Regions from separate parts of the Homo sapiens genome. Here region 2 is linked to region 1. Evidence: read pairs that join two places in POLR2A ChIA-PET (ENCODE). Cell type or tissue: endothelial cell of umbilical vein. All regions are shown on one strand. Each heading gives the region's core, and the rest is flanking DNA. Links, peaks and the distances in the headings are about the cores only. Region 1 has its middle 27 kb from the start of SASH1. Region 2 overlaps SASH1 (SAM and SH3 domain containing 1).

Region 1 (8,819 bases), core at 443-8,442:
AGACGGAGTGTCACTCTGTCGCCCGGGCTGGAGAGCAGTGGCATGGTCTCGGCTCACTGCAACATCTGCCTCCCAGGTTCAAGCGATTCTGCTGCCTCAGCCTCCCAAGTAGCTGGGATTACAGGCGCCTGCCACTATGCCCAGCTAATTTTTTTATTTTTAGTAGAGACAGGGTTTCACCATGTTGGCCAGGCTCATCTCAAACTCCTGACCTTGTGATTCACCTGCCTTGGCCTCCCAAAGTGCTGGGATTACAGGCATGAGCCACTGTGCCTGCCACCACACCTAAATTTCTAATAAAATTAAATATACATGCGAACTTTCCCTATAACCCACCAATCCCACTTCTAGGTATGAAAAAGTGAAATGAAAACCTATTTTCAAATAAAACCTGTCAGCCAGATGTGGTGGCTAACGCCTGTAATCCCAACACTTTGGGAGGCTGAGGCAGGAGGATTGCTGGAGCCCAGGAGTTTGAGACCAGCCTGGTCAACATGGTGAAACCCCATCTCTACTGAAAATAGAAAAATGAGCTGAATGTGGTAGCATGCACCTGTAGTTGCAGCTACTCGGGAGGCTGAGGTAGGAGGATCCCCTGAACCTGGGACAGGGAGGTTGCAGTGAGCCAAAATGGCACCATACCACTGCACTCCAGCCTGGGCGACAGGGCAAGACCTTGTCTCAGAAAAACAAAAAAATAAAATAAAACCTTTCCTTGAATGTTTATCATGGCTTTGTTCATAATCAAGAAAAACTAACCAATTTTCAAACCTGCTTCAACTGGTAAACAGGTAAACTCTGGTACATCCCCACAGTGGAATACGGCTCAGCAATAAAAAGCAAGAAACTTCTGTTACACTGAGTCACCTGGATGCATCTCAAATGCTTCTTGCTAAGTGAAAGGATCCAGACTCAAAAAGCTGCATACTGTATGATTCCATGTGTATGACATTTTGGAAAAAGTCCAACAGTAAGGATAGAAATCAGATCAGTGTTTTCTGGAGTTTGGTGGTCGGGGGACGAGTTGACTGTTAAATAGCATGAGGGCAGTCTGTTGGGTGATGGAACTGTTCTATATCTTGACTGTCATGCTGGTTACATGACTGTAATACTCACAGTGTTGTGCAATGAAAAGCATGATTTTTAGTGTGTAAATTATACCTCCATAAGCCTGATCAGGAAGAAAAAAGAAGCAATACTCTAGATAGTACTTAGTCATCAAAAACCATGAAGGTGGTCAGGCGTGGTGGCTCATGCCTGTAATCTCAGTGCTTTGGAAGGCTGAGGTGGGAGGATTGCTTGAGCCTAGGAGTTTGAGGCTGCACTGAGCTATAAATCATGTCACTGTACTCCAGCCTGGGTGACAGAGTGAGATCCTGCTATTAATAACAACAACAACAACCAAAAAGCATGAAGGCAATATTTTGAAAATTGTGCTCTGGCACTTAAAGCTGAGTGAATGACCATAGACAAGCTTCTTAACCTTTAGAAATACCCATTTCCTCATCTCTAAAGTGAAAACAGAATTAGTAGAAGCACTGAATAAAAATATGCTCTGAGAATTAAACTACCTAATGCATAAAGTAAAATTTGCTAAAGTTTATTGACCATTTACTCTACGCTAGGTTTTAGATGTGCCTTTATATTCATTATATAAGTTAATTCCAGCCTTAGGAGATAGGTTCTATTGTCCTATAGGGATAAGAAGAGGAGGAGAAGGAGGAGAAGGAGGAGGAGAAGGAGGCTGTGGCTGTTGCTAGATGAGAAGAGACAGTCAAGAAAAGCTTCCTGGGGAGGTGGCATCAGATTGTGTCTTAAAGGACAGGTAGAAGTGTCAACAGAGATTCAGTGGGATGTGCAAGGATTGAGGAGGGAGATTCACTAAATGACACCAGCAAGACAAAACAACACCCCTTCCCAACAAAAAAGAAGTCTTAGGAGTTAGTGGCAGAGAGAGGAGAGACCAACTGAGCCAAACCTCAAACTTGGGCACAGATATTGTAGAAGTGGGGAACTACATTAGCAGAGACTAGGAGGGAAGCTTACAGAAGCTGACATGATGTCCTGATTTGGACATACTATTCCTAATGTCCAGATCTTTGGAAAAGAGCTTTCATAATCTCCTGTATACCCATTCTGGTGTCTTAGTATTCACCCGGAGAAAATTCATTAAGTGCAAATCCTCTTGGCTGCACTTTTCCTTCATGTTTATTTGTGAATGCAAGTGGGGGATGGCTCAAGAGTAGCTTCAAGCTATTACTTTCCCTACTAATTGGGGTACATCACATATTTTTCCATGTCCTGTGATTCCTGGGGCATGGTATTTAAATGTTCTTCTGGGTAGAAAATACTGCTGCAAAACTATTCAAAAAGATTTCTGGCAAAGAAGGGTAGGAGAGGGTGGTGGGAGAGGGAGGACATTGAATCAAATGGTTCTTTGTTTCTATAAATACACAAACCTATGTCGAGACTTTTTACCCTTCCACTGCCCCCACTACCCCTCAACAGGTGGCACGAGCTCGATGACATTTGTAGAGCAGATGGCATGTCATTTTAATGCTGTTTCTAATTGACAGGGGCCTCGGTGGCTGTGGCACGTGCGGCTGCATGCCGGGTGTAGGGTGGGGAATGGAATTAGATACTGCTACCTGCTCCTTCTGGCGGAGAAGTGGGAGCTGTAATTGTGTCAACTGGCTTGAACACATTGCATTAATTCCTCATCAGAGGACTTATTTTGCTGGTTTTATTTCCCTTAACTTGCTAATCCTTCCCTCCCCCTTGCATAGCTCTGATTTTTGGTCAACTTCAACAAGGAAACCTTGTTCCTCTGAAAATCACCTTTAGCATAAGCTCAGTGTTTTCCTGTCCAGATTTTCATAAGCAAGTCAGGTTGCATTCAATTTACACCAGAAACAAGCTTTTGCGTCTCAGACATGGTCTAGAGAGAAAACAAAAAGGAGTGGGATGTAGCCCAAGCGACACTGGGAGCCTTACCAGGTATTCTAATCAGAGGATAAACAACATGGAGTTAGAAGTCCTGTCCCGGAGCAGCCATTATTTTTGTAATTCTCACTTTAAAAGCCATATGGTGAGTGGATGCAGCCCCACTTCCTGTGGTGAACTCATGCAACTCCAAGGCCACAGCTACACACTTCCCCACTCAGTATCCACAAGGAGCTCATTCTAATTCTAATCAGAATACTTTTGTTTATACAAAACAAAAAGTACTTGATCAATTGAGAAATGGCCCTTTAAACTGTATCAGGTTCCCTTCAATCATTCAGCTTCTTGAAGAAAACAAATCCCAATTATTAATCATATCCTATTAGATCAGATTTGAAAACAATTTATATGGTAATGAGGAATTTACTGAGCCCGCTGAATGCATTATGTTGTGCCTGAATCTAGGAGTTATTTCTAAGACATTCACGGTCATTTCCCTCTAATCTACAGCATAAGTTTCAGTTTAGGCCCTCAAACAAAAGTTTGGAAATAGGCATTCTTTGTATTTTCTTTCTTGCGTCTCCACCCAACATCATTACTGTCTTTAGTTCAAGAGGAGGGACAAGAACGAGAAGGTGGGTTTAGAATTCCTTTTGCTCCCCTAAGTTTCAAGTCTATTAATGAAAAATGGTATAAATGACTTTTTTTTTTTTTTTTTTGAGACGGAGCCCAGGCTGGAGTGCAGTGCCGCGATCTTGGCTCACTGCAACCTCTGCCTCCTGGGTTCAAGTGATTCTCCTGCCTCAGCCTCCCGAATAGCTGGGATTACAGGCGCCTGCTATCATGCCTGGCTAATTTTTTGTATTTTTAGTAGAGCTGGTGTTTCACCATGTTGGTCAGGCTGGTCTCGAACTCCTGATCTCAGGTGATCCGCCCAACTTGGCCTCCCAAAGTGCTGGGATTACAGGTGTGAGCCACTGTACTCAGCCCCGTATAAATGATTTTTAAAGCAGTTAATGATCTGCAAGCATTTAAGGGATTAAATTAGCTACTATTTATTACTGTTATTAAATAGAATTTAAATGAAAAATTGAATAACAACCATGATCATATATTGACTGTGACTGCTCCCTTTATGCCAGATAGAGATTATAGTAAGCACTTTTCCACATAATAATTTTTAAAGTAGCTAATATGTTTTTATTGATCATTTGCTATGTGGCACTCATGGTGTTTAGTTCTTTGCAAACTAACTTTTTTATTTGTCTTATCAACACTATGTCAGAGACTCTGTTATTGACCCCATTTAATAACTAAGAAAGTGAACCTTAGAGAGTAACTTGCTGGGAGTTGAAGTTTGTCTGAAGCCAAAGCCAATCTGTTCAACCACTACCTTAGATTCCTTGATGAATCTTTAAAAGACCGTACTTTTTTATGATGCAGGTAACCCCGCTAGTTGATCAGTTTTATATAAATTCAAACTTTCTTAAATTTAAGAGATTTCCTCGCTTTAGTTATGGGAGCTTTCTTACCCTGTCAAAATCTCAAAACTAGGCCAGGCACAGTGGCTCCTGCCTGTAATCTCAGTACTTTGGGAGGCCCAGGCGAGAGGATTGCTTGAGCCCAGGAATTCGAGACCTGCCTGGGCAACATAGTGAGACCCCATCTCTACAGAAAAATTAAAAATTAGCTGGGTGTGGTGGTGCACGCTTGTAGTCCCAGCTGTTCAGGAGGCTGAGATAGAAGGATCACTTGAGCCTGGGAGGTCGAGGTTTCAGTGAGCCATGATTTTGCCACTACACTCCAGCCTGAGCCATAGATCAAGACCCTGTGTCAAGGAAAAAATAAAAGCCTCGAAACTAAGACCAGCCTGCCACACCCATGGGCATTTCAACCTTCCTAAATCCCTGTGCTATGACCAATAGATTGTTCCCCTCACAGCCTTGAGATACAGTCCTCCTTTTGTTCATTGATTTCCTGGAGCACCAATGTTTTGAAAATAGAATCAAAACATAGTCCAAACATTACTTCTGCCTAGCTTGATGTAAAACCTTTATTATTTTTCCAAATGATTTACTGAGAATATAATATTACTGGAGTCAGAGTGCAATGTTTACAATTTCTTGTCAAGTTTTACCCTTATCTAGGTGTTCCCAGTTGGCAGCAGCTTCCACGTTCTTCCCTCTGTTTCTGCTGTTTTCAATGAGAGAGGCTGAGAGGGAACCCACCAGAGTCCCAAGCATAGGCAGCGTGGGGCAGACTGGCCTCTTTATTTGTAATGCACTGAATATGAAGGGAGCCACTCTGAAGCTGTTTTCTGTGTAGACAGGATATGATGATAATAGCACAAATAAAAGTTCATGTATTCCAGCCAGGGACAAATTAAGTGGGTACAGAGCATAGATATATGTCACACTGTTATTGACTTCGAACAGCACACGGCCCGCTTCAGGGCATCATGCCCAGATTAATTGGCTTGCCCAGAATGCATCTATGATTAGAAGAAAGCTCTCAGGAAATGCTGGGCAGCGCATTATCTGGAGTCTCCATTTTTCTCCTCCTAGGCACTGAAAGTTAGACATTTTGTTTTATACACCAAGAGAGTAGTGGCATTTGACACCATTGGTTTATGAAATGTTTTGCTGTTTTTTCTTCATAGATTATAAATGTTTTTCAGAGCAATCAGTCACCATATGTTGAGATGATACAGGTAGTATTTATGATTGCTATACAGAGGTGCCTCAGCTCTGGTATGTCAGGGGTTATAGAATTATGAGAAAAGGTGTGTATCTTGGGTGCAAATGTGCATGAAAGATCAAAATGAAGCTCTTTGTCATATATGAGCTACTGAAATAGAAGAACCTCTGAGACTGCTGTGCTTAAAACTACTGCCATTTCTGCCTTGAGGAATATAATGGTGATCAGACATGGCACCTGGCTGACTTTGCACTCCATTCTGAGTTAGCTGGAAAGGGAAGGAATCAGGAGAAATAGCCAACAGCACAAAACAACTTCAAAAATAGTGGCTTTCATTGGAAAATCTAGAGATGAATAGCAAAGAAGGTAGACTCTGTATCCAAGAAAAATCAAGGGTGAAATTGCTTATATTACTGACCAAAGGCTAAATACTTCTCTTGGATGAAGACAAGAAATTCCAGTGGTCTCTACTGAACCCTTGCATGCGTAAGCCAGTGATAAAATTTGGTCCAATAAAGAGCTCTTGTTCATCTGTGACACCATGTTTATCATGAAACCTGGAAAACCAGGAAAGTTAAACACTATGGGTGGATCAAAAGAAGTGGTTCCTGAATATTTGTTATTATTTAGGAGGTTTGAGAAAATATTGAGGAAAAAAATTTTTTTTGTTGTTTTTGAGATGGAGTTTCACTCTTGTTGCCAAGGCTGGAGTGCAATGGCACGACCTCGGCTCACCGCAACCTCCGCCTCCTGGGCTCAAGCGATTCTCCTGCCTCAGCCTCCCGAGTAGCTGGGATTACAGGCATGTGCCACCACATCCGGCTAATTTTTTTGTATTTTTAGTAGAGACGGGGTTTCACCATGTTGGCCAGGATGGTCTCAATCTCCTGACCTTGTGATCCGCCTGCCTCGGCCTCCCAAAGTGCTGGGATTACAGTCGTGAGCCACGGCGCCCGGCCAAGGAAAAAAATTTTTAATGGGACTCCCAACATCTTGCTTTTGTTGGATACTGGATCCATTCAGGTTCCATTCATGAAATATTTGCCATAGTGCATTGCTGCCTTTTTGGAAATGCTATAATATCTCAACCTTTAGCAACGCATTCCATTATTTAACAGTGAGGCATTCAGGAACTATCATAAGTTATGTGAAAGGTTGTGTTTTCTGAAACTGTTGAGAAAAGAACCCTTGTCTCTCAGCTTCAGGAACTCAGTCATTTTAATACTAGCAAGTATTTACATAAAGAATCTAAAAGCCCAGGACTTAGACTGAGAATTCATCCCCATGCATCACACAGAGACCTTTTGGTCTAAGGCACTAGTATCGTGGCCCTCAGTTTCTGCCACTGTCATTCATGGAGGCATTCATTCATTCTTTCATTCACCAGACCAATTTTTAGAACACTTCTATGTCTGGCTGGCATTGAATTTGTCTCCATGAATGCTTGAGTCTGGAAACAGACAAACAGCAGGCATGTTTTGCCAGGCAATGAATAGGTAGCATTACAAAATATTTAATATACAGGGCAGTACCTGTATACAGTAAATAATCAGTGTTCTTTATTAACATTATGCTTATCATTAAACAGCATAGTAACAGTATAGAAAAATTTTCAGATAGTTTAGTTCAAAATCATATCATCTGAATGCATCAACAGCTTTCATTTGACATTCATTTATTTGTTTGTTCAAAAAATATTTATTGAGCTCCTTACTGTACTGCAAACATGGCCATAGAACATTGGCAGCTTCTTTTCTCACCTTTTGTGGGCACATATACTACTAATTTCTTTTTTTTTTTTTTTTGAGACGGCGTCTCTTTCTGTCGCCGAGGCTGGAGTGCAATGGCATGATCTTGGCTCACTGCAAGCTCCGCCTCCCGGGTTCAAGCGATTCTCCTGCCTCAGCCTCACGAGTAGCTCGGACTACAGGCGCCGGCCACCACGCTCAGCTAATTTTTATACTTTTAATAGAGACGGGGTTTCACCACGTTGACCAGGATGGTCTCGATCTCTTGACCTTGTGATCCGCCCGCCTCAGCCTCCCAAAGTGCTGGGATTACAGGCGTGAGCCGCCACGCCCAGCTATACTACTAATTTCTTAAAATTTTTCACACAGAGAATATTTTCCCATGCTGTTACATATTTTATACGGTTTTAACAATTTAATCTGTAGATATTATTCCTTCAAGACATCATATCATCATTTATTTGACCATTCTCCTGTTATGGAATATGGAAGAAGCCGCATTTATCTTCTTTTTTTTTTTTTTTTTTTTTTTTTTTTGAGACGGAGTCTGGCTCTGTAGCCCAGGCTGGAGTGCAGTGGCGCGATCTCGGCTCACTGCAAGCTCCGCCTCCCGAGTTCATGCCATTCTCCTGCCTCAGCCTCCCGAGTAGCTGGGACCACAGGCGCCCACCACCACGTCCGGCTAATTCTTTTGTATTTTTTAGTGGAGACGGGGTTTCACCGTGTTTTGCCAGGATGGTCTTGATCTCCTGACCTCATGATCCACCCGCCTCTGCCTCCCAAAGTGCTGGGATTACAGGCGTGAGCCACCGCGCCCAGCCCCATTTATCTTTTTTTACCCCCTTCAATTTGGAGTTAAGGAACCTGGGAGATTGTGAATCACCGTAGTCCTCCCTTATTCATGGTTTCTTTTTCCTCAATTTTAGTTACCCACATTTTAGTCCTAAAATATTAAATGGAAAACTCAATAAATAAATATGTATAAGATTTTTGTTTTTTTGTTTTGTTTTTTGTTTTTTTGAGATGGAGTTTTGCTCTTGTTGCCCAGGCTGGAGTGCAATGGCATGATCTCGGCTCACCACAACCTCCCCTCCCGGGTTCAAGCAATTCCCAGCCTCAGGCTCCCGAGTAGCTGGGATTGCAGGCATGCGCCACCACGCCCAACTAATTTTGTATTTTTGGTAGACACAGGGTTTCTCCATGTTGGTCAGGCTGGTCTCGAATTCCCGATCTCAGGTGATCCGCAAGTCTTGGCCTCCCAAAGTACTGGGATTACAGGCATGAGCCACCGCACCCGGCCCGATGTATAAGTTTTAAATTGCACGCCATTCTGAGGGACATAATGAAATCTTGTGCTGTCCAGCAACATCCCTCCCAGGATGTGACTCCTCCCTCTGTCCATTGTACCCATGTGGTCTACACAGTAGTTGT
Region 2 (8,819 bases), core at 459-8,458, 83 kb after region 1:
ATGTTGGCTAGGGTGGCCTCGAACTCCCGACCTCAGATGATCCTCCCGGCTTGGCCTCCCAAAGTGCTGGGATTACAGGCGTGAGTCACTGCGCTCAGCCTTCAGATTCTCTTTCTATGAAATTCCAGACAAGTTGCAGTGGAAAAGGGAAATTCTAAAACTGGCAAGGATCGGGTTTAGGTGCTGGATGTTTCCTGTGTCACTCACATGGCTCCAAAGTCTAGATGTCCATGTTAGATGTGTTTTGAGGCTAGTCATCATTTAGGCTATGATACAACACTGTTAACCTACTGAAAGTTCCCTCTCACAGTGCTTAACAGTTTTGATTCCTGATGGGAACTCATTTCCTTGAAAAGCTGTGACTTCCAGTCTGTCATGTTCCCTTTTATTGCATCAGAATTTTACATGTATTTCTAATCTTTCAATTCTGCCTTCAGACAAGTAAACAATATGCCTTCCCTGCTGGCTGCTTGGTTGGCACAACTTCAGGTCTGAGGACCTGCAGCTTAATAATTTTTTTCTTTCTTTCTCTCTTTCTCTATCTCTCTCTCTTTCTTTCTTTCTTTTTTGAGATGGAGTTTCACTTTTGTTGCCCAGGCTGGTGTGCATTGGCGCAATCTCAGCTCACCGCAATTTCTGCCTCCTGGGTTCAAGCGATTCTCTTGCATTAGCCTCCCGAGTAGCTAGGATTACAGGTGTGTACCACCCCTCCCGGCTAATTTTTTGTATTTAGTAGAGTTGGGGTTTCACCATGTTGGTCAGGCTGGTCTCAAACTCCTGATCTCAGGTGATCTACCTGCCTCGGCCTCCCAAAGAGCTGGGATTATAGGCATGAGCCACTGTGACTGGCCAGTTTCTTTCTATGTTTGTCAGCAGCCCTGTCAAAGCTGAGTGCGAGATGGCTTTGAGATGAAATAACCTGTTAAAAGCAGAAGAGGAAATATGCAGTAACATATTAGAAGCCTCAAACATTTTATAGGGGAAAAGTAGCATTAGATTTGTTGTATCTGCTCTAGAAAAAGTCATTTTAGAAGACAGCCTTGGGGACAGAGAATTTTGGGTGATGGGTTGAATTGGTTTATGGCTTTGTTTCATTCTAAATCTTCTGGGTGAATTTTGGAGATTGAAGAAATAGTCTACAGATAGGATACTTAGATATTTGTGTTTGGCTTTAAAAAGTCAAAAAATGCATTGTCCTTAAGAGCTAATTATGTATCAACTGGAGAACAAACGAAACAAAAGGACACTCAGCCTACAGAGTTGCTTGACTTAACCCTGAAAAATAAAAGGTTTTGATAATTATGTTAGTAATTAACTTTCTGGACTGGATGTCAAGCTCTTTCTCTAGGACTTAATCACCCGGATCCTGACTGGAATAATGCATTTGATAAAGTGTCTTTGGGGCCAGTTAGTTTTGGTGAAGACAACAGAGAGTACAGATGGGTAAAAATTCAACAATATAAACAGAGATTATGATTCACATTTATAACTATGGTGAGAGTTTTTATTTAGCACCAAATGGGCCCTACAGGAATGGTGTGTTTGGACCACAGCCTTTCCCTCTGCTGGGGATTGGGACATTAGTGCTTGTGAACAGCAGGGAAGTTGCCCATATCTCTCCACATTTGGCACAATCCCTGGGCACCATGTGTTTTTTTGGCTGGGAGAAGCTGCAATCAGAAATGCTAGTGGCTTTCCAAGTCCATAATGGTCCAACTTGAATGATACTAAGTCTGACATCTGTCAAAGTGACACCATGGTCAGGAAAGTACTCAAGGTGGCTTCTTATTACTGGCAGTATCAGCTTCCTCAGCATCTTGAGGTGGAATCTGTGTGGGTATTGGCAGAAAACAAGTTTGTGCAGTTGTTGATGTGGCACGGAGCTGACAGAGAAGTCCCTACCCCCAGCAGCACTCTGTTGATGATGACATACTCATCAGCAGCTGAAGCCTGGCCCAGCTTCTGTGCCAATTTGTTGTCATGACTTTGTGAATACAAGGAAAAGGGAGCCCAGGTGGAGATGCACTGAGGTCTTTAAGGACTGGGAATGTCAATAAAAATATTGCATATTATAACTGTGAAAGGTCATAGCAGGGCCATTGCTGGACGGGTGCAGTGGCTCACACCTGTAATCCCAGCACTTTGGGAGGCCAAGGCGGGCAGATCACTTGAGGTCAGGAGTTCAAGACTAGCCTGGCTAACATGGTGAAACTCCATCTCTACCAAAAACACAAAATTAGCCAGGTGTGGTGGTGCGCACCTATAATCCCAGCTACTTGGGAGGCTGAGAAAGGAGAATCGCTTGAACCCAGGAGGCGAGGTTGCAGTGAGCCAAGATCATGCCGCTTTACTCCAGCCTGGGTGCCAGAGTGAGACTGCATCTCAGAAAAAAAAAAAAAAAAAAAAAAAAAGAAAGAAAGAGAACCATTGTTAATGGTGTAGGAATGACTTATCATTCCTTGCAATTTTAATAACTTAAACCTTCCAAATATAGTTCTGGATTAAGACAGAGGCAGTAAGAGTAGTGTCCATTGTAACCAGTGCTAATTGTCAGAGCCTCTTTTGACTGTACCACCCCCTCTCCAAGCTGGAGGAAGAGCCCTTACCCGGGCTTGTTGCAGTGAGCAAGAGGGTGTAAGAAACATTAATGGAAAGAGGCTGAGGGAGTCACAGACTTGGTTCAAATTCTGGCTCTTTTACTTACCTGGCAAGTGAGGTAACCTCTCCTGGCCTCAGTTTCCCAATTTATAAAATGGGAGTAAAGTATCTCAAAGTTATTAGAGGCTTAAATGAAAAAAATTGCTGTCATCATAAGTGACTGTAACTGTTGATTTCTTTCCGTTCCTTTCTGTTCTGAGTTGAAAAATCCCTGCAGTAATGCTGAAGAGTATCCATTACTTGTACTTCATTAATATTTATTCAAGTGAGTGCAGGGATTTTTTTAATAGCTTTTTATGTTGGAAATGTGAACATCTATAAAGATCATAATACCGTGAACGTCCTGTGCCTGTTTCCCGGCGTCCACAGCTAGCAGCATCCTGCCATTGTTTCATCCTCACATCCCACTCACACTTCATGATTACTATGTTTTTTAAAAGTTTGTTTTGTCCTGGCACGGTGGCTCGTGTCTGTAATCCCAGCACTTTGGGAGGCTGAGGCACGTGGATCACCTGAGGTCAGGAGTTTGAAACCAGCTTGTCCAACATGGTGAAACCCCATCTCTACTAAAAATCCAAAAAAAAATTTAGCCAGGTGTGGTGGCTGGCACCTGTAGTCCCAGCTACTTGGAGGCTGAAGCAGGAGAATCGCTTGAACACTGGAGGTGGAGGTTGCAGTGAGCCGAGATCGCACTATTGCACTGCAGCCTGGGTGACAGAGTGAGACTCCGTCTCAAAAAAAAAATTTGTTTTGAGGTATAACTTATATACATCTAAATGCACAAATGTCAGTTGTATAACTTCATCAAATAAATATACCCACGTCACCCGCAGCCCAGCATGATAGAGAACACATTCAGCACCTGCAAAGTTGCTTCCTGTCCCTTCTAGTGGGTCCTGCCTGGTTTGAGGGCAGGGATTTTTGTTGGTCTGTTTTGGTCACTACTGTACCCTTGCATAGAGAACAGTGCATGGCACATAATAGGTGCCCAATAAGTATTTGTTGAATTCATTCATGTGTGTAAATATTCAACTGAGCATTTAAATATATTTGAAATATTTAATGAGCATTGAGTCTGTCATGTGGGATTTTGCCTTTCCAGAATCACAGACAAAATATGTATTCCCTGCCCACAAAGAGGCCACAGTTTAGTAGGGGTGTGAGGCAAGTAACATACTCTTACCGTGCTGTGCAGGAGTACAGAAGAGGGTCCCTGATGACTCCTTAGAGGAAGTGGTAACCCAGGCTTCCCAATCAGAAGGCACAGGGAAGACTGACCTGGTTGAGGGAGGTGTGGACCGTGGGGAGTAACTTCAGGGAGACGTCACAGTTTCATCCAAGGCCAAAAATGGAGGGAGGGGTAAATGTGGCTAGAAACTATGGTATAAACGATGTGAGGGGAAAAAAGAGGCAGGCTGTTCTTTCACAGGTCCTTGGATTATTAATGATATAAAAGATAAAGTAGAATATTCCGATTCATTCCTATTCACAGGGCGAAACAGAATAAATTGCCATTTTGCAATTGTTGACCGCTGGGCCAAGGTGAACTTGTTCTTGCTTTGCCTGTGGCTTCACGCAGACATGCGCACATAGTCCAGTCTGTGTGGGTTTTTGTTTGGTTTCACTGACTGCTCTTTTGTTATTTGCTACAGACAGCAAAGCATATGGGAAACAGGTTTCCTGTTGTACATTTGAGCTTCCTGAATATTCAAGAAAATGATCAGGAAAGTGAGACTCTGCCCAGCTCAGTCTACAAGGTCACCATTGTTTTTAAGGAACACAGGTCTGCCCCCAGAGCATAGAAACACAGAAGACTTATGTCGTCCCTGAATTCTTATTCTTATCCCCATAGGATAAGAATGAGAACTGTGCCGCACACTATCCTGAGTTATCCTGCTGAAGCCCCGTTGTTTCTCTAAATGGCATTAGTTTTTGTTCTGTTTCCTTTTGTCTTCACTTACATTATTTGCTAGCTTTGGGCTACAGCTGATTTGAAGATGGTGATCAGTATCTGTGGGCATTAGATGGTGAGTCTGAACTCCATTCTGCTGTGGGATTCACACACTTGATGTCAAATACACTGAAGCATTATATCTTAAGCCAGATGGTAATACAGTTCTGTGCTCTGGCCTCTCTCAGACAAAGTCACATTTGTAATCAAATGCCCTGTTCCAATTTAGTCAGCATTTTTTGCACATGGCACTATGGGAACGTGGACATCAACAGATCTCTTGGTGCCAGATTTGATCTTGGCATTCTGTACCTTTGGTAATTAAGAAGGCTTTTCTTTTTTATTAACCCTGCAGTCAGTTCAGGTGTTTCCAACCTTACACTTAGGCACTAGACACCTTTGCAGACTGTTTGTGCACTTGCGGAAACCACCGGGTTGGCTGTGTTGTGCATGACAGTCTAAGAGTAGAGAGAGCTTCAGATTTTTCAAATGTGCATCAACAATTTCAGCTTCTTTTTTTTTTTTTTTTTTTTTTTTTTGAGTTTCACTCTTGTCTGCCAGGCTGGGGTTCAGTGGCGTGATCTCGGCTCACTGGAACCTCCACCTCCCGGGTTCAAGTGATTCTCCTGCCTCAGCCTCTCAAGTTCTCAAGTAGTTGGGATTGCAGGTGCCCGCCACCACACCCAGCTAATTTTTGTATTTTTAGTAGAGATGAGGTTTCACCATGTTGGCTAGGCTGGTCTTGAATTCCTGACCTCAGGTGAGCCACCCGCGTCAGCCCCCCAAAATGCTAGGATTACAGAATTTCAGCTTCTTTTTCTCTTGCTCCTGAACATTTAGAAATGGTTTTTGTTTGCTTGCTTTAATAAAAAGTAGTACACCTGAGGGCTTAAACACCAAACTAGCATACTACTTCAATACTAGTACTTGCCAAAAAGGAAAAAGTCTGAGCTTTGTTGTTTCCATTTGCATACAACAGACAGCATTCCTAAATGTTGAGGAAATTGACACTAACTGGGGAGAAGAGTTAGGAACTCAGGTAAAAGTGGCCACTTTGATGGCGGAACCTAGCAGGTATCCAGGGTTTGGCCAGGGCTTGGCCAGGGCTTGGGAGGGAAAGGAGCATCCCTGTTTTTGGAGTCAGGACCATTCAGGGGGTGAACGAGGCCCAGGCCAGGTGCCTTTTTGGAGCCTGGAATATTAAAACCAGGATGCCAAAATTGTAGTGTGATCTCAGTCTTTACATTTAACAATTATATACATTTTTAACATGGAAGATTACAGTATAATTTATTTAGGCTAATCAGAAGCTAATTATAGGCTATTTAAAAATGTTAATTTGTAGCACACTAGAGGCAGTATGATCTGAAGTGAGACAAAATGTAAAGGAGTGCAGTGAATGTTTGCTTATTTCCAGGCCCTCAGAGTGGGTTTCTGTAGCTGGATCTATGTCATTTAGCGGTGATGTCAACAGTCTACATTTGAGACTGTAGGAGATGACTGAGTGGTCCAAGCCAAGTGGCCCACCTATTCTGCAGAACCCTGTGTGGGGCCTGAGGCAGTTTGGCATCTGGAATGGAATTAGGCAGACACCTGCAGGGCCCAGCCTGGTAGTCAGCTGAGGCAGGGCCCTGAGCCTATGCTGGTGTTGTCACACACTACACCTGACATTGTCCTCCTGACGCACGCAGTCCATATTTTAGACTGATCTCTCACCACAGCTCCTGTACACCGAAATGACTAACAGTAGAGAGAACTGAGCTCTGGGCTGGGCCTGGTGGCTCATGCCTGTAATCCCAGCACTTTGGGAGGCAGAGGCAGGTGGATCCTTTGAGCCTAGGAGTTTGAGACCAGCCTGGGTAACATGGCAAAACCCTGTCTCTACAAAAAAATACAAAAATAAACAGGGCGTGGTGGCACACACCTATTGTCCCAGCCACTGGGAAGCCTGAAGTGGGAGGATCACTTAAACCCGGGAAGTTGAGGCTGCAGTGAGCCATGATAGCGCCACTACACTGCAGCCTGGGCGACAGAGTGAGACTTTGTCTGGGGGAAAAAGAAAGAGAATTAAGCTCTGAGCTGTGGATCACCATGTGTATCAGTGGGAGGTTTCTCTCGCTCCCTCTCATTAGAAGACCATTGCCCCCATTCCAGCAGTATGTTTGCATTTGGGATTGTCTTTTCTTTCGGTTTGGAAGTTTTAAGAATTTTAAGTTGAAGAAAACAAGATGGTAAAATGTTGAGCAAATTTGTTTGGTGTTGGCCAGGTGTGGTGGCTCATGACTGTAATCCCAGCACTTTGGGAGGCCAAGGCTGGTGGATCGCTTGAGTTTAGGAGTTTGAGACTGGCCTGGGCAACATGGTGAAATCCCACCTCTACCAAAAACACCCAGAAAACAAAAACGAGCTGGGAATGGTGGCGCATGCCTGTAGTCACAGCTACTTCGGAGGTTAAGGTGGGAGGATGGCTTGAGCTTAGGAGGCAGAGGTTGCAGTGAGCCGAGATTGCACCACTGCAATTCAGCCTGGGCAACAGAATGAGACCCTATCTCAAAAAAAAAAAAAAAAATTGATGCGGTCACATCAGTTATCCTGACTTTTCAACTATTCAATATCAGGAAGGACACACACTAGCTCATGGGGTAACTTTGGAAAATACATCTCAATACACCCCAGAGCACAGCTCATACCTTTCCCTTAGTGTTTCACTGCACTTCTCAAAAAAGAAAATTAAGTTGTTGCTTTTTTTTCTCCCTTGACAGGTCAATCTGTGTATTAGAAATGGAGACTTAATTTACCAACTCTAGAATGGTATTAAGAATCTAAGTTCAGGAGTAAGCCACTGCTCCTGTCTCTGGCCATTCTGAGACCTGTGCATAAGTAATTTATGTATAAGGCATAGTTTGAGAGACTGGAGCAATTATTTAGAATATGAAGACGTTCTAAATTTGTGCTACAGCAATGTCATCCATCTCATGGGCCCCAGCAGAAGCTGATGAAACTTAATCAAAAATAAATCAAGAGCAAGTCCAAACCAAATTGGAAGCACATCATGAATATTCGTGAACATCTGGATGTGTGTGTGGGGGGGTGTATGTTTTTTTTTAGTGTGTGCAACAGCAGAGACATGATTTCTTAACAAAGATGCCAAAAGGAAGACAGATTTTCATCTGTGATTTCAAAGGGTGTCTTTGTTTGTATGTGTGTGTCCTTTCTCCTTAGGGTGTGGGTTTCTTTTCTCCGAGATATTCCTTTGATCTCTTTCATCTTTCGGGATCTGTTTGGGTATTTTATCTGAATTCTTCATTGGAGTCAGTCATTTTGATTCATGAAGATTAAACATTTCCTTCTAAAGGAGAATTTCAACTTAAGGAAAGTTTTACTATTTAATATTTTTGATGAATCTTTTCAATGCTAGCGATGTGATAATTATCAATTAAGCTATTCTGCATCATTGATCATCAGTTTCACTTCACATGTCTAAACCTCAGGGTACGGTACTTTATCTGCCTTGCTACCTAAAGTACTGCCAAAAACTAAAGAGGAAAAAACAAAGTATGGGAAGGCGGTAATAACAACCATGCTGATAATTATCACAAAAATGACTTTTTGTTTGTTTGTTTTTTTGTTTAAGAGTCTTGCTCTGTCACCCAGGCTGGAGTGAAGTGGTGCGATCTCAGCTCACTGCAACCTCTGCCTCCCGGGTTAAGTGATTCTCCTGCCTCAGCCTCCCAAGTAGCTAGGATTACAGGCGTGTACCACCATGCCGGACTTTTTTTGTATTTTTAGTAGAGACAGGGTTTTGTCATTTTGGCCAGGCTGGTCTCAAACATCTGACCTCAAATGATCCGCCTGCCTTGGCCTCCCAAAGTGCTGGGATTACAGGGGTGAGCCACTGCGACCGGCCAAAAATGACATTTTTTTTTTTTTGGAGACAGAGTCTCGCTCGGTCGCCCAGGCTGGAATGCAGTGGCACGATCTTGGCTCACTGCAAGCTCCGCCTCCCGGGTTCACACCATTCCCCTTCCTCCTGAGTAGCTGGGACTACAGGCGCCCGCCACCACGCCCGGCTAATTTTTTCTATTTTTTAGTAGAGACAGGGTTTCACCATGTTAGCCAGGATGGTCTAGATCTCCTGACCTCGTGATCTGCCTGTCTCGGCCTCCCAAAGTGCTGGGATTACAAGCGTGAGCCACAGCACCCGGCCCAA

What was found. ChIA-PET counts read pairs that join two places held together with the same protein. Peaks named below come from ENCODE experiments on the same cell type or tissue, not always from the same donor. Only the 100,000 strongest peaks of a DNase experiment are listed, where the experiment ranks them.
Region 2: POLR2A ChIA-PET joins it to region 1 with 11 read pairs; 4 of 35 experiments call an interaction of 5 or more read pairs at or near these places.

The regions. Positions count from the first base shown.
Region 1 is chr6:148,311,126-148,319,944 of GRCh38, forward strand. It overlaps a transcript of SASH1 not described here. Among named protein-coding and RNA genes, the nearest start is that of SASH1, 27 kb to the right of the region's middle. In endothelial cell of umbilical vein, for the core only: no CTCF peak of the experiment used is centred there; a DNase peak (open chromatin) is centred at 5,206; H3K27ac peaks cover 2,584 bases.
Region 2 is chr6:148,394,093-148,402,911 of GRCh38, forward strand. The region is part of intron 2 of SASH1 (SAM and SH3 domain containing 1); the gene reads left to right. Among named protein-coding and RNA genes, the nearest start is that of SASH1, 56 kb to the left of the region's middle. In endothelial cell of umbilical vein, for the core only: no CTCF peak of the experiment used is centred there; DNase peaks (open chromatin) are centred at 1,909, 3,019 and 4,319; H3K27ac peaks cover 3,363 bases.